2 separate regions of the Homo sapiens genome follow, and region 2 is linked to region 1. The links are chromatin contacts, found by POLR2A ChIA-PET in ENCODE. All regions are on one chromosome and are shown on one strand. The core of a region is the stretch at or near the end of the contact, and the rest is flanking DNA. Distances in the headings are between cores, read along the strand shown.

The links. ChIA-PET counts read pairs that join two places held with the same protein, here RNA polymerase II (POLR2A).
Region 2: POLR2A ChIA-PET joins it to region 1 with 11 read pairs in HepG2. The contact joins two enhancer-like sites. POLR2A ChIA-PET finds 5 or more read pairs at or near these places in 2 of 52 experiments (HepG2 and naive thymus-derived CD8-positive, alpha-beta T cell).

Annotation. Positions count from the first base shown.
Region 1 is chr3:186,586,419-186,591,623 of GRCh38, reverse strand. No RefSeq gene overlaps it. Among named protein-coding and RNA genes, the nearest start is that of DNAJB11, 18 kb to the right of the region's middle. Within about 2 kb of position 2,808, at least 5 of the 41 ENCODE cell types and tissues checked have a DNase peak (open chromatin) inside an H3K27ac peak, as active enhancers do.
Region 2 is chr3:188,680,178-188,684,812 of GRCh38, reverse strand. All of the region lies in intron 7 of LPP (LIM domain containing preferred translocation partner in lipoma), which reads right to left. Among named protein-coding and RNA genes, the nearest start is that of MIR28, 6.3 kb to the left of the region's middle. Within about 2 kb of position 1,597, at least 9 of the 41 ENCODE cell types and tissues checked have a DNase peak (open chromatin) inside an H3K27ac peak, as active enhancers do.

The DNA.
Region 1 (5,205 bases), core at 1,559-4,058:
ATGCTTTCCTTCCTTGATGGCAGGGATAGGGGTTGGTACTCATGGACTTGCAAATGGTCACCTCATTCTTTCTGAATTCACTTGCCTTTTGTGAGCACTATGTGGCCCCTCCATGGCTGTTCTGATGTTCCACAGTCTCAGCTGCTAATTGTATGGCTGTCTCATTTGATCACCTGGGGCAAACTGTATTTTCCAAAAAATGGCCACAACAATATTTGCAGGTCTACATATCCTTCAGAACCTTAAAGATTCTTTTCTTGAAAGGTCCAGTCTAATTCCCCTCCCCAGGAAGAGGGATGAGCCTTTGTGGCTGCCTCCATAAATGAAAATGCGATGGAAAGGATGCTGCACGACTTATGAGGCTAAGTCATAAGAAGAACTAAAGCTTCTACCCATTTCCACTTCCTTTTGGGAAACGTGTCTTGGGAGCCCTGAGCCAATATGTAAGAAGTCCAGCTATGTATAGCCACCATGCTGCAGAAACCACACAGAGATAAAGATTCGTGAGGAGTCTCCCCATTTCCAGTTCCCAGCTGCTTGAGTCCTCCCACCTCCCAGAATGAACTGTCAGACATGTGAGTAGAAATGACTCCAGACCCAGCCTTCAAGCTGTTGTCCCAGCTGACACCAAGTAGAGCAAAGGAGTTGTCTCCATCAGTCTAGCTCATATTGCAGATTTGTGAGAAAAAAACAAATGTTGCTGCGTTAAGCCAGTAAATGCTAGGATAATTTGTTATATGACAATGACAAGAGTAACCAGGACACCACCCTTGTGTTATCATTACGTTCTCCCCTTGCTTCTTGTGATGCCCTTGCTTTTCTTCTCTACCAGTTGCTGAGAATTAGAGGAAGACCTTTGCTCCCACCAATGTCAACATTTCTTTACCAGAAAACACAGAGGCATTTAACTCATATTTCGAAGACTTACAGCTTCTTATAATGGCCCTGGTGGTTATACTTTTTGTTCTACTGACTCTATTTTGTTACAGTTACTCTGCCCACAAAGTGCAAGACCCTTTGTGATTATGTTGGGGGACATCAATTCAAATGACACCGTGATAGCATTACTGTCAAATCATGCTTCCCTCTCAATGCTGTTGATGAAGCTGGTGTACCCCAACCCTGTTCTTACAGGTTAAGTTGCTTTTTCCCACTTGAAACATTGTACAACAGCCAAAAGCTTATCTGGTCAGTTTTAATGCGTCCTGCCCCTTCCTAGGACTTATTGCAATGACAAACATATAAGAGCTGTGAAAACTCTGTGACTTACACACAGTAGGCACCTGGTGTTTTAAGTGCTCTTCCTGAAATGCTCACTGACAATAAAACTATTGAACAGATCAGGACTGAAAACATAGCTTTGTTTTGTGCCAGCAAAGACTCTCTTCTCTCCTTTACAGGTTGACATTGAGCCATTAATCAACAGTATGTTCAACAGTAACTAGTGAGTTATGAATCCAACTATGTGCCTCTATTTTATCTCCAGGGGATATCACAAGATGAATCATCAAACACCTTGCTGAAAACATTATCACATTTCCTGTTCTGGTTTAATGTTACCTAACTGGTAGAAAACACAGAAGACTTAATTACATGATTGCTTTTTTTTTTTTTTTTTTGAGATGGAGTCTCGGTGTGTTACCCAGGCTGGAATGCAGTGGTGGCGCAATCTTGGCTCACTGCAACCTCTGCCTCCCACGTTCAAGTGATTCTCCTGCCTCAGCCTCTCAAGTATCTGAGATTACAGGCATGTGCCACCACACCTGGCTAATTTTTGTATCTTTAGTAGAGATGGGGTTTCATCATGTTGGCCAGGCGGGTCTCGAACTCCTGACCTCAGGGGATCCGCCTGCCTCGGCCTTCCAAAGTGTTGGGATTACAGGCATGAGCCACCGTGCTCGGCCTTGTTCTTAATCACCTAATTTGGCCCCTTGCAGTGGCTTCCATAACTGTTACTAATTCTCGGAAACCATCCTTTAATTTATTATTATTATTATTTGGCAGAATCAGGCTCCAAATCAAAATCCAGCCTGTATGGCATCTGCCTTGTCTACGTTAAGATTAAGGGAGACTAAAAGAGGAGGGTAGTTAAATGCATTATTATTTGAGTTTGCATTGAAAATTATAATTATTATTGTTTTACTTAATATCCTGATTTTTAGTGGCAAGAGCTAGAAAATGGCTTAAAAAAAAAAAAAAAAAAACAGGTCTGGGGCTCCAGAGCCGATAGCTCTCACGGCATTATTTTAGCGCCACCTTCACACAAACATCATGCATTGCAGAGGGAAGGAAAATTTTAAAAAATCATAAGCCTCCCAAACCTCAGTTGTGCAACATATATTATTAACTTGTTCTTTTTGAACTGCCTATCCCAAGAGAGGCATTCCAGTTGTAAATGTCAAATCAACCAACAACTCTATGAAACATGTACTGTTATTATCACCATTTTACAGAGGGAGAAATTAAGGCACAACTAGTAAATGGTAGAACTGGAATTTGAATCTGATCAGTGTGATTCTAGAGCATGCACATGGTAACACTATGGTACATAAAACCTCCCGTTTTGTTTCTATATTCTGTCAAAAAATGATGTTTTCAATATAAAAGGGTAAAGTGAACATCAGTAAGAGGAAATGGAAGTCCAAGAGGGAAGAGGTGATTGATGATAAGAAACACTTTCTTTGAAGGAAATCCTGTCTTCTGGACTGGAGACAATTCCAGAATACTGAGAAAATCACCTAAATGTGAAAGTGAAGATCCCTAGGCCCCAGTATGGGCTCACGAAGAGTGTCATAACAGACACACCTCATTTCCTAACAGGCTGTTGTCTAACTGGATTTCAACAAGATCTCTCAGCATACCTGTGTGGACAAGATAAAGAAATATGGCTAGATGCAAAATCAATTATTCTTATGGAGGTTGATACGACTTTACCCTGATGTTCAGATGATTGTCAACCTGGAGCAAGCTTTCAGTGGCAAAATCTAACTAAGAGTTGACTTCAATTCTTTGGCTAGTGCTTTTATTCACTGTTTAGATGAAAATCTTATGTCTCAGTCAATACAGTGCACAGATAACATCAGGTGGAGAGGCTCATACTGAATGCCTGAATTGGAGGATCCCAAAACATGGTAACAGACTGGACCACTGGGCCAACTGAGTGAGGGGGAGGTAACTGAATAGGAGTAAATATGAGGCCCTTTATCCCAAAGTACTAGTCAACTTCTGTTGAGTGACCTGGCACAGCCTGGGCGAGACTCTTAGAGCAGTGCAATCCACAGAAATATAATGTGAACTACATACGTAATTAAAATTTCCTATTAGCCAAATTCTAAAAAGTGAAAAAAACTCAGGTGAATTTTAGTAATATATTGTTTTTAATAATCTATTTTATTTCACCAGTTATATTCAAAATGCTATCATTTAAACATGTAGTCAATATAAAATTGAGACATTTTACTTTTTTTTTATACTAAGTCTTCAAAATCCAGTGTGTATTTTATGCTTCATAGCACCTCTGTTTGGATGAGCCACATTTCAAGTGCTCAATTGCCACATGTGGCTACCAGATTGGACTATGCAGCTCTAGAGGGTTTTCACTGACACTCAGTGTGATGAGACTGCCCCCAAATTATGTCATTCTCAGGCTGGCTGCATTGTTGGAGGAACTGTGCTTAAAGTTATACCACTCAGAAATATTTCATTTCTGTTAATGGAATAAGAAAGGGTCGGGGCTCTTTGACATCTAAACTCATGACGGAAGCTGTACTGGTGCCCACTGCCTGTGACCTGTGTCCAACCCTTCACTGTGAGTCCTGGAGCAATTTCAGTGACTAAAATACTAGAATTTTAAAAAGTGAACACTTACCAAGTGGTGTCTTCTTCTCTTGCTTATCTTTCAGAGCCCTTGGATATCTTTTGTTCATGGTAAAGGTTGCTACTGGAGCCAACAGCAGCTTTTTTTCAAGGAATAGAATAAAATTATCTTTCCATTCCCATTTCTAGTAACACCCATTGGACCTTTTCAAACAGGTTTTAAGTTTCCAAATCCTGTTCCCTTTTCAGTGATTTCTGAGCACTAACATCCATCTAGGATTTGGCAATCCAGCACCTAACCAATAGTGAATGCAGCTAAGGGGCAGGAGTATATGTAAGTGAATAAATCTCTGAGTAGCCCAAAAAGATGTTTAAGATGCATAAAAGACCAAGCACAAAAATATCCCCCTTCATTATCTCCATTTTGCAGATGAGAAAACTGAGGCTAACAAGCTTCCTCAGTCATAGAAATTAAATCTGATTCCAGGCCAAGCATCCTTTCAGCCTCATTGCATAGCTCCCTGGAATGGCTTTTTTCCTTGCAGAACTGAAGACACTATTATCTGTTCTTCCACATTAATTACCTAGCATCCTTCCTCTATGGTGTTTATCTTCCCTTCTTAAGAAAATCTATGGAATTTTAATATAAATCTTTCCAAATTACAATGTGCCTCAGATAAAGCACTTAAAGCTACCTGAAGCTCAGAGTCCAATAATGAAAGAATATTCTTTAACTTATTAAATCACGACAATCTAGACAATGGATAAAAAGGAGTGACAAAGCCCAGGAGTGACAAAGCCCCATTAACATTCTTCTTTGTAGGAAACACATTATCCCTATGGGGTCTTTCTCACCAAGACTAGCAGCTCTAGCTCTTAGTATCATGACTGACCCTTGCATACATCTTGGAAAAATGGGGATTAGTAAGTGCAAATAATGATCAAGACTTCTCCGGGGCTGATATATAAAGGAAATGATGATCACTCCTGAGAAATGCTCAACTAGAGGCAATTCAGTACATAATGAATCTTACAGGTACAAAAAGTCCACTAAACTTACATACGTATTTGTGTGGTTTCACTTGATTTTTTGTTTTTTTAGAGATGGAGTCTTGCTCTGTCACCCAGGCTGGAGTGCAGTGGCACGATCTCCCCTCACTGCAACCTCCACCTCCCAGGTTCAAGCAATTCTCCTGCCTCAGCCTCCTGAGTAGCTGGAATTGCAGGCGCCCACCACCGTGGCCGGCTAATTTTTGCATTTTTAGTAGAGACGGGGTTTCACCCTGTTGGCCAGGCTGATCCTGAATTCCTGACCTCGTGATCTACCCGCCTCGGCCTCCCAAAGTGCTGGGATTATAGGTGTGAGCCACCACGCCTGGTGATTTCTAA
Region 2 (4,635 bases), core at 348-2,847, 2.1 Mb before region 1:
CCTATACCATGCATGAGAGATGACACAGTAACACAGGGAGAGAACTAGTAAAAAGAAAATTTTGTTTTTTTTTTTTTCAGTGTTGTATAATTTTGGTCTCAGATTGACAAGCCTCAGGGAATAAAATATGTATTTACATAAAAATTTCTGGTAATGGCATATTGAAAAGTAATTAAATGAAACAACAGATTCTATTTGCTGACGGCTCCATTTCTAACACTAACAGCGTATGGGACAAAGTTTTGACATAAGACCTGGACAGCCCCTCTCCCAAGTGGTTTTTAGCTATAAGCTATCAGTGAAGGACCTGACTCACCTATGAGTTTTCAAGTACAGAAAGACCTTTGGAACATGGAAGAACTTAATAGGCATTAGGTCACTGGCATAACTCCATGGATAAGGTGAACATAGGTGTTTCATAATGTAAAAAGGTGTACTTTCTTCTTTTTCTCTGCCAGTTTTTTATCCCCAAAAATGTTCAAGAGAGAATTTAGCAACTGAGAACCTGGAGAAAATTTTAGAAATTTTGTAGCTTAATGGTTCTCAGCCTGTTGTACATGGAACTTGATGTGTCCGTGATAAAACTGTCTAATGGAACTTGAGAGGCTGATTTCAAATTTTTAAAAGTCTAAAAATATGCAAACATTTAACCGAGATTAGACTGTTTATTGACTGAATATCAACTCAGTGCAGTAAGAATGGTTATGTCATTTCTGATCAGCCAATGCGTATGTGTCTTGCAGTTTGACTGCAGAATCTTCAGCACAAAGAGTTCGAATATGAAAAATAACACAAAGTTCTCTTGTTCATGTAAAGATATAGCCTGAGATTAAAATGACAACACTCCGGTTTCCCGACTTCAAGTCTAGTGTTTCCTCAACTATACCATAGCTTATTGGAGGGTCTTTGAAGGGATATTTTTGTGCCTACGTGTAAATTGTATGCATAATGTGTTTGAATCCATAGAATAAGGTTTCTTGACCCTCCCACTGTACACTTACAATGGCTTTGTTACAGTAGGCCATAAATCTGTAGACAATTAGAAACATACAAACACAAATGTATATCATGCTCCCCACCCCGCAACACAACTCTGATTTCCTGACGACACATTTTCATAAACTTATTTTTTAACAAATTACAAGGGGTCTTCCTTCATTTGGGGCCCTGTGCCTTTTTGTTAATTTAGGAAATAATCAGGGTATACAGTCAAATAAATACCCAAGTGAACAAGGCAAATGGACACAGCAACTCCTACAGACTATTTCCCTAAGAAACCAGGCAAAAGGCAGGCTTTTGACTAAATATAGAACTAGCAGTCAAAATGTGCAAATAGAAACTTCCAGTTGTGGACTGGTGGGAAACCCCAATAGGCCATCTCAGCAAACCATGTACAGGAGGTGAAATCAGTACTTCCTTAAAAGATAATTCCAGTAAAAGGAGCACATAGGGTTCTCCAATGTGTCTCCTAAGTCATTTATGAGAAAGAAAAGGGGAAAAAATGAGTCCTGCTACCACTGAGACGCCCAGGTCCATGGCCCACAGTCTGACTCACGGTCAGAGAACTAAACTTGAGAATGTGTATAGACATCCCTTTACCTCATTATGCTTGGTCTAAGTGAATTTAAAAATAGGCCTTGGAGAGTTCCTGGACTACTCACAGCCATTGCCACAGAGTCGGTAACATAACATGTGACTTAAGATCACCTTTGTACAGTTTTGCACTGACTCATTCCTACCCAAATGGACTTTAGATGAAAAACTAATGCTAGCTTTCCCTCATGCTTTAATTTAGGATCCTATGCTACTGTATACCTTATTCTTCTTTGTGGTCATCCTGTTTTAAAATATAGGAAAAAAGAGAGGTGCTTGAGAACAGAAAGTGATGGCTGCCCCACCTCTATTTTGCTGCCAAGTATGATATACACATCCCTAGTTTCCTGTGTGCATTAGGGCCTGAAGAGTTGCCCTTCTCTGTCTCATGCATATGTGCCAAATCTGTCTCCAGTGACAGAGAGAAACTGCATGTGGTGCCTGGCTTCCGTTTCAGTAAAAAATATATTTATTTGGATTTCAAGATGATTATTGACATCCTTGGACATTCAGTACAACTTAGTAATTTGCATGGGTGTTTACTCCGCTTGCCAACATGAGCTACAATTAGGGTGAATATCAACTTTTTACAAAAACAGACTGGCCTAGTTCTACTCCTGAAATGCCTGCTCTCCAGCTTCCCTCAAACCCCATTCACTTGCCAAGGTAACCATAACAAATGCTGGTGCCTGTTGCTTGGCCTTAGCCTGACCAAGACACAGCCCTGATAGGCACCTGGGATAGTCAGGGCAGGGACAGCCTACAAAACGAATTCAGACTGGAAAAGTACAAGGTGAGAGCTGCACGGTGTAGATGTGTGTGCACTGACACATATGCTAATAAACGCAAGAGATGGAAAAGAAAGGCTCTTCCTCCTAAAAATCACACAATCTGTGTTACCATTGGATTGAAAAGTCAGTAATTTCTTGCATATGCATCATGAATTTAAAATTGGAAACAATTTTTCTTTGTGTGACATTTCTTGCTTTGCTATTAATATAGCAAATTCCCAGAAGACAAAAAGGAGAGAATAAGGAAATAGAAAAACCTGAATTCAAATCTTGCCATGGCCAAAAACTAGCTATGCAAACCTGAGCAGGTCTCAAGGCCTCAGTTTTGCCATCTGCAAAAAAACGAGGATACAGTATGAATACGGTATTCACTTCACGGGATTATGGTGAAGATCAAATAAGACAATATTGTCATTCATTCTTCTAACAAACATGAATTAGGTTCTTCCTCCTTGAAAGGTGCTGTTCAAGGTGCTGGGGATACAGCAGTGAACACAACAAACTCCCTGTACTCATAGAATTTGGATTTGTCAGTGTTGGGGCTGCTGTATGTGTGAGAGACAAACAATATGCACACACATTAAAAACATACATACTACACATCATGCAAACAATATCAGGATAGTGGTGAAAATAGATGTGAAAGAATTTTGTATATAGAAAAATGGCGTAAAAGTCAAAGTATTATTTAACATTATTACACAAGGGTCCCAGACATAAACTTTCTGCAATTACACGATTTCCTTCCTCCCTCCTTTTCCTTCTCCTTCCTTTTTTCCTCCCATAAGTATTAGTTAAGAGCATACTTTGAGAAGTGCATCATGGTGTAGTTTCTTAAGGGAATCTGATAAATTAGAAGCATATCCTGTCCGCAGGAAGCATACAGATGGCATAGAGTTAAGGCATTACAAATCTTTACCCTAGGTACAATGTGACAAAAGCTGCTTATCTTAGAGAAGGTAGATCAAATGCTATGAACATTTTGGAGGGAAAGGCTCTTCCTGAACCTTCTGGAGGTAACTCAAAGGGGACTGGAGATGTTGAGCCACTGTCCCAGGCAGAGTGAGCAAAGAACTGTGCATCCTAACAAAGACTTCTGGTACTCGGTAGCTCCTAGTGTACAAAAGGGAAATGCGGCCGGGTGCGGTGGCTCACGCCTGTAATCCCAACACTCTGGGAGGCCAAGGTGGGTGGATCACGAGGTCAAGAGATCGAGACCATCCTGGCCAACATGGTGAAACCCCATCCCTACTAAAAATACAAAAGTAGCTGGGCATGGTGGTGTGCACCTGTAGTCCCAGCTACTCGAGAGGCTGAGGCAGGAGAATCACTTGAACCCAGGAGGCGGTGATTGCAGTAAGCAGAGATCATGCCACTGCACTCCAGCCTGGTGACAGGGCGAGACTCTGTCTCACAAAAAAAAAAAAAAAAAAAGGAAATGCACCTGGGAAGATAGAGCTGGGGGTCTGTCAGCTGGAGCTGCATTCTCACTTATGCTCCCAGCTCCGTTTACTCTGTACCAGAAAGTCTTCATGAATGCAAGGATACTCAGTGCTCCAGCGCTGAGTATGAAAGATAAAACTTGCGTTTCATAATGAGACTTTCCCAGATTTCAAAGTTTGAGGTGACATTTACAGAAGCTCCTTTTTGCTAACAACAGCACAATGATCCTTTCAAAGATAATTTCTAAGTAAATGATAAGTAAAGTCATCTTCCTCTGTTGGGTGTGCAGCTCCAGTTACTTACTTCCTAAAGATAGGCTTTTAAGAAAGCTGAGACCTTTCCTGTAAACTTAATAAAATTATTATTTTCTCTTTTTGCTGTCTGAATGCATCACTGTTATTTTCTGCTACTGATTTGAGGGTAAGGTGGGGTAGTAAAAAAATGTTCTCCCACTATTGCAGGCATCTGAAATATGAAGTTAGAGAAGTAAGTTATGCTTTTTGGCTTTATTTCAAATACCCTTCTTATTATGAAGAGTGTGAACTGGAAATAAAGATGTCTTCTTTCATATGAAAGATTGTGAGCATTCTTGCTTGATAGTCCAAATAAATGGATGAAAGCTGCCAACAGTATGTGGCTTCAAATCAGCTTGTTCTTAAAGTCACAGAGAACTGAGACAATCTGAAGCGATCCAATTTAGAAACACTCCTCTAATTGTTACAATTTCAGAACAAAATCCCAGCAGAGGGTAAGTAAGAGCATATGAAGTCATAGTCCATATTTCCAGTTTTCATGAAGGTTGGAAAGG